2 separate regions of the Homo sapiens genome follow, and region 2 is linked to region 1. A link is an interaction called in ENCODE POLR2A ChIA-PET data of the cell type or tissue named here. Cell type or tissue: endothelial cell of umbilical vein. All regions are shown on one strand. Each heading gives the region's core, and the rest is flanking DNA. Links, peaks and the distances in the headings are about the cores only. Region 1 overlaps ABCA4 (ATP binding cassette subfamily A member 4). Region 2 overlaps ARHGAP29-AS1 (ARHGAP29 antisense RNA 1).

Region 1 (5,341 bases), core at 342-5,341:
AAACTCTGCTACACTCACACATGCTTTGTGTGGCTGTGGGTTTGATAAAAGTTCATGGAAGGAGCTAGTTGGTGCCCAGGCTGACACATGTAGAAGAGAGACTTCTAGAATCCACAGGAATTTTGGTCCCCATGTTTTCAAAGCCCATAGACCACTAAATAAGGGTTCAAAATGATTTTATGTTGATCTCAAAGGGGCCAGGAGACTGACGTCTGAGTTGTATTTGATAAACATTAAGGACTCTGCCAGCTGTCACTCATGCAGACAGAGATGGATCAGAGGCCTGGTGGAGATGACAGGAGGAGATGAGGATGATGACATGGCAGGCCGAGAGACTGGGGATACAGCATGAGGAGCTGAGGGATGAAGCTACCAACCTGACCTCCGTAAGAATCCTCATTCATCCAAAGTGTCCCCATCTAGACCTAACTCAGTCTGTTATTCCTTTGTCACTCAAAGCCATCTAGGATGCAAAATGCCTACTACTGGGGAGTCAGATACTATGGAGGAGTATTTGCCTGCTTTGTTGTTTCATGACTTTTTCCTTAGACTTTTTTTTTTTTTTGAGATGGATTTTGCTCTTGTCGCTCAGGCTGCAGTGCAGTGGCACAATCTCTGCTCACTGCAACCTCTGCCTCCCAGGTTCAAGTGATTCTCCTGCCTCAGCCTCCCGAGTAGCTGGAATTACAGGTGCGCGCCACCACACCTAGCTAATTTTTGTATTTTTAGTACAGATGGGGTTTCACCATGTTGGCCAGGCTGGTCTCGAACTCAGGTGGTCCATCTGCCTTGGCCTCCCAAATTGCTGGGATTACAGGCATGAGCCACTGTGCCCAGCCCCTTAGACTTTCGAGATGGAACTTGGGAGGGAGGCAAGGAAGGGAACAAGCCACTGGCTCCAGCACCATACCCGCAAACAGAGGTCCTGAATCAGAATCCTCCGTGACCTTCAGAAAAATCTGTCAAGAAGAAAAAAAGAGAGAATTTTGTTTAGTCATTCTTATTCTCAGAAAAATCTAACCCAAGCTCTGTTTTGTTGGGTATTGCTTCATAATGGGAAGAAAATCCATTACGACTCTATCTGAGAACATCATCTTCTATAAATACAAAAACGTAAGCACACAGTAACCACAAGTACATAAAATTTGTATGCATGCAGAGATGGGGGAACTATGCCAAAAATAAAGATAGTTGCTATGCTTGGGTGGGGAACGATGGCTTTTTGCTTTTACAAAACTTTGCTCTAATGTTAGACTTTTTCAAAGAACCGCCACTTCTGGCACTTGACAGAAACCAGCTGGAATCTCTACTTTACCTCTTCCAGGGGAGTGTCAGAAATTCCAAAACTGCTGAGACCAAGGTCAGCCAGCGTCTCCTCCAGCTCTCTGAAAAGGCTGGCATATGCTCTGTGCTTGAAGTTCTTATTTGGAAGAAGGAAGATAAGTTCTTGACCAATGCACTCCACCAGCTTTGCCTCTGGAACATGGTGGAGAACTACATCCATCAGCTCATTTACATCCCCTAGGACAAGAAAAAAGACTGATGCCAGCTCTGTTTTCCAGAAACTGGAAGACTGTGAGGTTACCCAGATTTCCTACTTCTCTCCACTTCCCCTTTGAAGAAGAGGTATTTTGTATCTCGGCAGTGACTCTTTCAGAGGACTGATGCTCCATCAAGTCTGCTTTTAGCTTAGTTGGCCCTGAGATCATCATTGAGAGGCAGAGGGAAACGGAAGCAAAGTCCTCCCGACTAGCTAGCTGTGCAACCTGGGGGCGGAGGTTGGTGGGGGGGTCATGCAACTTTCCTGTGCCAGTTCCTCCTCTGTTCAACGAAATGCTCTGTCCCCTCAAACTATGTTATGTTGGGTGGGTCACATTAGACTTTCCTCATCTGTGAAAAGGGGAAAATACTGGTATCCACTTCATTGTTGTTTTTGAGGACTGGATGAGTCAAACTACACAAAGCAGTTAGAGAAATACCTGGCACATAGGTGAGTGCTGGCTGCTATTATTATCCTTTACATCATCTCGGTAAGAAATCTCTTACTCATGGTTGTTTTTCATTCTCATTCACTGAAAACTTGAGGGCTAAGTCAAAGTTGTTTTCATTTTTCTGGTCTGTCACCAGCTATGGGGGACTTGCCCAAGACACAAACCTGGAACCGGTGACCAAGCTGAGTGAGAAGTACCTTCCCTAAATCACACACACATGCCTACTCTAACTTCTCAGAAGATTGCACAGTTTCTCTTGGGATTGCACCTGCCTCCACAAACAAAACTGAATCCTCAGGTCACAGGAAATGCAGAGGGGGGGTTGAGAAGCCATGGAGAGAGGCTGGGGGAGAGGGTAGGATATGCGGTGCGTATCATAGACTGTGAACAAGTGTCAGGTATCAACTGTTTATCTGACACATGTATACAGTCAGAATTGAATTTTATGTACAAATGTGTATTACTTTAAAATTAAAAATCTAACTGTGAAAACCTCACTTGCATGCACTTGAAGAGAGAGTTCTCTCGCACATTGTCTTGAGAGGCAGGTCAAAGGGAGAGGGATTCCAGGACTCAAAACATGACTCTTCAGAAAGCAGCTCTCAGAGTTGTGGACACCCAGTAGGTTCTTTTCTTTTTTTGTTGTTTAAAAAATGATCCATATGAAGGGATTTCATGGTTTTCAACCAAAATCCTTCTGCCTAGCCGGATTGGAAGTCTTGCTTTATGTCAAATCTGCAAGTTGGACTTGATTGTCTTTAGCTCTGAGATGACTTCATACGGAGGCTGGAGAGTCCTTTACGTTAAGGAAGCAGCTCTGCCCTAATAGCTCTCCAGGGGTCATATTCATTGTTCTTTTAGGAAGGAAATTGAACCCAAAGCTGCTGGATTCCCAGGAATTGTGTCTTAGGCATGTGTCAGCCTTTCCAGAAGTAGCTCTGTAGGTCAGCAGGGCTTTGGGCATCTGGGAGGGAGGTCTGTGAGTGTGTGTGTGGTATGTGGGTGTGTTTAAGTGAAAAGACTTTCAAGGAGCTAACTGGGGATTCAAATGATTTTCCCTTTCTTATTTGGGGCATAACTATTTAGTGCATTTCCCACCATTCACAGCATCCCGATTCTATACAAAGAAAACCTTTATTTAGAAATAAAGTAATTTAAAAAAAAGAATCATTCAGCCATGCAGGCCCTGTTTCCAATCTGATTTTGGCAAATCACAGTAACTTAACATATTAGTATCAATTTAAAACAAATATAAACTTCTTGACCAAGGTTCAGAGAGCAGGGAGATAGGTACCCACAGCAAGGCAGGCTAGGAGAAAGACCCAGAGATGTCATCCTAAAAAGATGTTTTCTGTTCATCACAGGGTCTCTCAGTGTAAAGAGAGGGCAGGTGCATGAACAGTGATGATGCCTCTCTGAGCATGTTCCCTCCAGTTGTAATGATCAGACAACGCAAATATTGCCCGGTTCTCTTGCTTCACCAGATTTCAGTTAGTAAATTCTTAACATTTGAAAAAGTTTGTGCTAAATAGAAAAATATGCCTTTTCTTTGATAAGCAGATACTTTCCCCATTCATTAACCTGCATCAGTACGTAAGTTTAGTTTTGCTCCTGTGTGGGAATACGCTTCTCACACATTCTCTCACATAGAGAGGGGATAGCCTCTCCACTGCAGCTCCTTGGAGATGGGGGCACCCCTGAGAGCTTCAGTGCATCCTAATTAAAGGGAGAATCACTGGGAAATTGGGAAGCTGAGGGGAGAATCAGGAGTATAACAGGGGTGTATGCTATTTCCAGACTTGCCATCCACATGTGCAATCTCTGACTCCACGAATTCACTGGAAGAGCCGTGCATCACCATGCTTCCACTAGAGGGCGCCACGGCACACATGTAGAAGAAGCTCTCCCCAGACACTAAGGAATGTGGCCTGGAGCCAGGGCAGGGGGACCCCAGGAATGATGGCTTACTAAGGGTAAGAGCACAGAGTGTATTCCTCATTAAAGGGAGAGGGCCTTTAGGTGCATGACTTTTAAAATCCCTTTGGGAATGAAGGAAGAAGGAAGAGGAGAAAGAAGCTCAAAGCAAAAGAACAACTGTGTGACCTGCAGAAGTACCCAGTGTTCTCTTTGCTCCCATTAAAATGCATCACAACAGGACACACCCAGCAATACTGGGAGATGGCTGCCAGACGGAACCCAAGTATGGCCCGTCCAGTCCTTACCATCCAGGACTTGTTCTGGAGTTAGGTCATCGACGTGGGCTGGACACGTGGTGGAGAAACCCTTAGACGAGCAGCTGCAGGTCCCCTGCAACAGATGGATGGGATGACTGACAAGATGCACATCCCTTCCATGACAGCCTCTCCCTGATGCCAGCTGCTGTCACCGCCCGCTTTATTTATTTCTCACTGCCAAGTGTAGTCAACACATTTTTTTCTTCACTGTTTAATCTGTTAATTCATCTGAGCATTTTGAGGGTGTAGTCGCTTGATTTTATCCTAGAGAGTGTGTGAGTCACACACAGAGAGGAGCAGAACCTCCAAGGGTCCCTTTGGCTTGTCATCAATTATGTGGCAGCTGTAGGTTCTGCCTGTGGGAGACATTCTGTGCCTCCCTCCCCGTGGATGGACATAGGAAACCCCAGCGGCAGCCAGACACTTAAACCAGAGGCATAAATAATGCTGCCATATCATAATCATGACCATTTGAATGTGAGCAATGCCTGTTCTTAAGAAGCCCAGAGCACATTTATAATACTTTATCTCACTTATCTTCACATCCCTAAGAAATAGAAGCAGAGGTCATTAGCTTCATGTTCCATGTGAAGAAGAAAAAAATACTAAAAAAAAGGAGGAATTAAATAATTTGCCTAGGATGACACAGTTTGTTCACTTCGCAGCACAGACATAAAACTGGGTCTCCTGATGTGCTGAAGTGGTCTCTGCTGGTTGGTACTTTTTGCCTTCATCATTTTTATGTTATAGCACCCAAGGAGGCCTCTTCTTAGTTTTCACTTACCACTGAAATTCAGGTTTAATTAGGGAATATTAATGTTGAAATGAAGCTCAACCAATTGCTCTTAAAACAGCCTAACCTTACAGAATAAGACACTCACTTCTATGTTGCACCAAACCGCACCAAACTGGTGTGTAATCTGGCATGTAATACTTGCAGACCATTTAAAGCTAGTTGTTTCATTTTGGCTAAAGCATCTCTGTAGGAGGAGGCTTCAGAATGTGTTCATCGAAATCTTCTGCAAATGGTCCCAGAACAAAGACACTGATTCTGGTGGCGAGAGCCTGTGTGAGTAGCCATGTCTGGAGTGGCAGCCCCGTGCTGTGTGCTCCTTC
Region 2 (5,381 bases), core at 96-5,095, 230 kb after region 1:
TGTAAATTAGTTCAGCCATTGTGGAAGACAATTTCTGTAAGATCTAAAAACAGAACTACCATTCAACCCAGCAATTCCATTACTGGGTATACACCCAAAGGAATATAAATCGTTCTACCATAAAGACACATGCACACATATGTTCATGTGCAGCACTAGTCACAATAGCAAAGACATGGAATCAACCTAAATGCCCATCAACGGTAATCTGGATAAAGAAAATGTGGTACATATATACAAGGAATATTATGCAGCCATAAAAAAGAACAAGATCATGTCCTTTGCAGGAACATGGATGGAGCTGAAGGCCATTATCCTTAGCAAAGTAACATAGGAACAGAAAATCAAATCCTGCATGTTCTCACTTATAAGTGGGAGCTAAATGATGAGAACACATGGACACATAGAGGAAAACAACAGACACAGGAGCCTATTGGAGGGTGGAAGTTGAGAGGAGGGAGAAGATCAGGAAAAATAAATAGGTAGTAGACGTAATACCTGGGTGACGAAATAATCTGTAAAACAAACCCCTGTGACACAAATTTACCTATATAACAAACCTGCACATGTACTCCTGAACTTAAAAGTTAAAAAAAAAAAGGTTTGGGGTCTTGTGCATCTGGTTTTCATCTGCAATCAGAAAATGCAGTGCTCTAACAATGTTAGACATCATGCAGACCACGTACTCATGCATAATTATGAAATATCACATGAGGAGGCAGAGCCCTTCAGTGTAATGAATTCCATTCCCTTCCCTATTTCCCCTTGGGTTTTACATAATATGTTTATATTTTCTGCTTATAATAATACAAGATTCATTTTAGAAAATTGGTTAGAATTCTAAAATAATATATAATATCACTATCCGTGATAGTGACTATTAATACCTCAGTATTTTTCCTTTCAGTCAATGTTTTCTCCTGTGTGGATATATGTAAATTTTTCACAAAATTGAAATTATTCCATGTACACCACTATGTACTTTGGTTTGTTCTGTCATTTTTCACTTAGCTTTTTATAATATAAACATTTTCCCATGCCATTCAAGAGCATGATTTAACGTGGCCACATAATAGTTCATCTTCTAGAAGTTCCTTACTTTAGCCAGTTAAAAGTTCTCTGCTATTGAGTGCTTGTATTGTTCCCAATGTTCTTTGGGTATAAGTAACACAGTGGTGAGCATCCTTGTTAAAACCGAGCTTGCATCAATCCTATTTCCCTAGTTGAGATCCCTAGAAGTGTAAATTTTGGGTCAAAGGCTGGGTATATTTTTATAACTCTTCGTACGTAATGCCAAATTGATCTCCAGAAAGAACAAACTTATTCACAATCTTGGCAGTAGCATATTGGCAGTAGCTGTAGTGAGATGGCGGTAGAATGGCCATCTGACTATGGCAACCCTTGATTTCTTTCTTCCATGATTTAGCACAATTCTCACTGAGCCTCAGGAGTTCTTTGGTTCCTCTCTGAGTCTTTCTGCATTAGATTCTGTGTTAATTCTCATCTCATCTCCATTGTTCATGGTTGGTGCTCAACCATCCAAATCCTGCACCTTCTGTCCCAAGACTGAGAAGACTCCATTTGGGAAGAACATCAACAGCCCTCCCCTACTAATCAGTAGGGGTCTGGAAATGGTCTTTGGCTCACAGGCTGAAACCTAAGACACAGATGCTTTGGTGTGTTTGGGCAGTGGTTCTCCCTAATGCCCCTGGATGCCCATCTGTGGCTGCCTTCCACTTGCTTCTTTTGGGCTCTTGAGTTCACTCAGGGGAGTCCCATCCTATGTTCTGCCATCAAGCTGATATTTGCTTTCTCTGCATCATCTCGGCCTGCCTTATTACCTGGGGCTCAGTCACCTGGTCATCTCTTGCTCTTCTCCACCTTCTACTAGATAGACTTCCCCAGATGATTTAGCTTTGCATGTCACAATCCTCCATCTCACCCCATCCCCGGTCTTTGCCAAGGCCACTGATCCCTTATGCTGATCTCCTGTATTAGTCGTTGCTTTGACTTTGGCACTTGTGAAATGGGGCTATATTTTCTATGCATTTGTTTAATCTTGGTCTCTTATTGCCACCCCCTCCTTTGGGTTGCCACTTCTGCCCTAGCTTTGCCCCTGACTCTGGTGACTCCCTTTCACTTTGGCTCAAGGCTTTACTATTCCCAGCATGCCCTGGCCCGTATGTTACAAGCCCAGTGAGAAACTGATACTTCAAGACTTTGCTTCAGAATATGAAAGGAGTGTATTAATTATGCATAGAAGGGCCATGGCAGTTTGCCAGCTGCATCTTAACGAACTCTATTCCACTCCCCAGACATCCCAGCCCTTCCCTACTTCTGTTAGGTCCTTCCTGACTCATTTTGTTGAAGCTCCATCTCTGGCTTCAGCATCCTGACTTGCTTCTGACCTCTGGCCCACCATATGATATCTCAGTGCCCAGTTTGGCTCCCCTTCTGCCTTGGCATTGCTGACCGGGTCTGGCTTCCCTGTGAGCTGAATCTATAAGCTGCCCTGGCAGGCATGACCTCGCATTCCTGATGGGCCTGCTTCCTCCTTGGCTCTGGCCCTGCTCCAGAAGCTATGTGGATAGGATATTTTAACCCCTCCAATTTCAGTTTTCTACTGAGAATGTGGGGCCTAATATGTGAGTATGGGCAGTCCAGTCTCAGACCATCCTTTTTCCAGCAAATCCTTTCCAGGGACATACCTTGGGAAGGAAAGTGGATAATAGGGGCAGCCACTCAGAACTGAAGAAACTCTAAGAAATACACCAGCAATTATTGCCTGGAATGCCCTGATCATCCCTCTATAGCGTGTTCTTACCCAGTTCTATGTTACCAATTTTGAAAAGCTACCAAGGTGCTTTTATCTAACAGTTGTGGGGGTCTCCCACCTTTCTACTGCTTCTGCTCCCCAGACTCCAGTGACTTTTTCCTTAGACCTATTGCTGAATGTCTGAATCACCCTGCTTCAAGGGTGGGGGTGACTGGTCACCTTAGTAGGTTCTACAAGGTGAGAGGCTGTGGGTGCTATTTCACCAGAGGGAATGGGGGAGCACCAAAATCAAAAGAGTGAGGATATGTTTCTTGGTTCATGGGAGCCAAAGTCCAAAAATCCATGAGTGTCTGGTGCCCCTCCACTCTAGCAGCTGCTATAGACTTGGCATAGAACAAGCATGTGATGCAGGGAGACTGGGAAGAAACATTGCTTTTGTTTCTGGGCTATTTTATGAGCCAGCAGGGCAAGGCACATGGTGGTGTTCTTTCTGGTCAAGCTGCATTTGATTAAAGGAAACCGAAATCTACTTAGGGTTCAGGCGATTAGAATAAGAGGAAGAGCTGGCCTTTCTACAGCAATGCTAGCAGGAAAATAGAAAATGACAGGCAAATGGACTGGCATGTCCAGAGCAGTGAGTCAGCCAGGCTCAAAAGCCAGGCATTGAATGAACACTGGTCACTGTCATTCTGCTCCTTCTATGGCATGCTTATTCCTTGGTTTCCTCCTGATTACAAAAAGACTAGAAACTCCTGGGGCCCGTGCTAGTCCAGAAACTCCTCTCAACAAATCAATATTCTCTCACCTCCAAATTATGTTGGGGAGTTATCGGAGCTTTGAATGGAGTTCTGAGTCTCTCTTCCTGATAGGGACTAATTTTTTCTGAATAGTGTGCTCACTGTGCTAACTGAAGAGCTAACTCCTTACCTCTTCCATCTCTTCTTTCCTTCCCCCTTCATGAACTGAGCCCCTTCATACTATGGCCTTTGCTTCTTTTCACCTGCATTGTGGTGGGGCTCAGGGTGTAGAACACAGAGAGAGGCTGGGAGAACCAACTCATTCCCATAACTCTGGTTCTAAAGAATACCATTCAGGTGGAGTACCTGTTAATCCATCCTTATTAAATTCATGGTAACTTATCTCTTAGTATTCATAGCCTCTCTAGCACTGAAGTTTTCCATCCTAAGTGACTTGAATCAAACTTTCTGATTGCCTTCACGTTCCAGAGACACATACACAAATCAACTATTTGCGAAAACCAATCATTATCTCCTAAAGGAGGCACACCTATTGACATTCTTAAAGCTTTACAACTTTGGACATCTTACATGTGAGGAAACTAAGGCTCAATGAGGTGAAGTGACTTACTTGCCCAAGGTCACATGAGTTAATGGTAGAGCCAGGACAAGAAGTCAGATCTGCTCTCAATCCAGGGATCTTTCTATTATGCTATCATGCCTTCCTCAGGATTTTGCTCATCTTTGGCTTATGCAACACTATATCTCAAGTTGAAATTACTCCCATAGCTTAGAAATAGGACAGTTGCCTCGTTAGCATTTTCTTTCTGCCTTTCTACAAAGGAGTCTCAAAGTACTATGGACTGTTAAAGTAGAAAACTGGGACCTTATGGGGCCATCTTAGCTCCTCAACAGGTGTGTTAGTAATCCCAAATTCTGGAAAGTCATTGCTGGTGTGTTCTCAATTAGGATGTGGTCTATAGTTTTGGTTTCCAAAGGCTACAGTGTCACAAGTCTTGCATATGGATTGTGGCCATGAATATCCTTGAGTGACCTATGTTAAGTACTGGGATCAGGTAAAAGTGTAATGTGACTGTCAAATCCTATTTTCATTTTTCTTTCTCTCACTCAGTTTTCTCATTCATAAAATGAGTATTCTTTGAGGTCACTGTATGAAATAATCCAGGAAAAAGGCTTAACACTGAGCATATCTAATAGTCAGTGCCTCCCAAATAATAGTTGTGAGTGAAAATTTAATTCACCTATGTTTAATCTTCCATTTTATACACGAATATAATAAAACATTGTGGAAAGATAGCATAACATAAATAATGAAATAGTGGGCTCCAGTGCCAAACAAATCTGGAATCGTATCCTGACCTGGCCACTTGCTAACTGTGTGATCATGGGTAAATTACATAACTTTTCCAAGACTCAGTTTTCTCATTCATCAAATGAGCATTACTTGAGATCACTATATAAAATAATCCAGGAAAAAGGCTTAACACTGAGCATATCTAATAGCCAGTGCCTCCCAAATAATAGTTGTATTATTGCATTCCTTTGAACTATCCCAGTCTTCACTATATAATAAGAGACCTTGGATGCTCAAGCTGCTAGATGAAATAACTACATTTTTTTGGCATATTGGTGGTGCTAATATTTGTTCTGTTACTTTTTTCCCCTTTCTGTAGCTCTCTTCATTATTTTCACATGGCAAACATAAACTTCTTCTGATAAACAAAAAAACTAGTAAATTTCATTATAGTTCTGTTTAATACATTTATTTTTAAAATTAGTGTGTCTGTTTTAATTTAGATATTCATTTTGAATATAGCCCTTGAAACTCTTAGTTTAATTTAAATATT

The links. ChIA-PET counts read pairs that join two places held together with the same protein. Peaks named below come from ENCODE experiments on the same cell type or tissue, not always from the same donor. Only the 100,000 strongest peaks of a DNase experiment are listed, where the experiment ranks them.
Region 2: POLR2A ChIA-PET joins it to region 1 with 6 read pairs; 3 of 35 experiments call an interaction of 5 or more read pairs at or near these places.

The regions. Positions count from the first base shown.
Region 1 is chr1:94,035,830-94,041,170 of GRCh38, forward strand. ABCA4 (ATP binding cassette subfamily A member 4) reads right to left here. Exons shown (of 50, transcript NM_000350.3): 24 at 4,214-4,298; 25 at 1,316-1,521; 26 at 911-959. Among named protein-coding and RNA genes, the nearest start is that of ABCA4, 83 kb to the right of the region's middle. RefSeq lists an enhancer at 803-2,002. In endothelial cell of umbilical vein, for the core only: a CTCF peak has its summit at 3,849 (motif pointing right); DNase peaks (open chromatin) are centred at 2,872 and 3,892; H3K27ac peaks cover 3,365 bases.
Region 2 is chr1:94,262,807-94,268,187 of GRCh38, forward strand. The region is part of intron 2 of ARHGAP29-AS1 (ARHGAP29 antisense RNA 1); the gene reads left to right. It also overlaps a transcript of ARHGAP29 not described here. Among named protein-coding and RNA genes, the nearest start is that of ARHGAP29-AS1, 18 kb to the left of the region's middle. In endothelial cell of umbilical vein, for the core only: no CTCF peak of the experiment used is centred there; DNase peaks (open chromatin) are centred at 2,425 and 3,275; H3K27ac peaks cover 1,976 bases.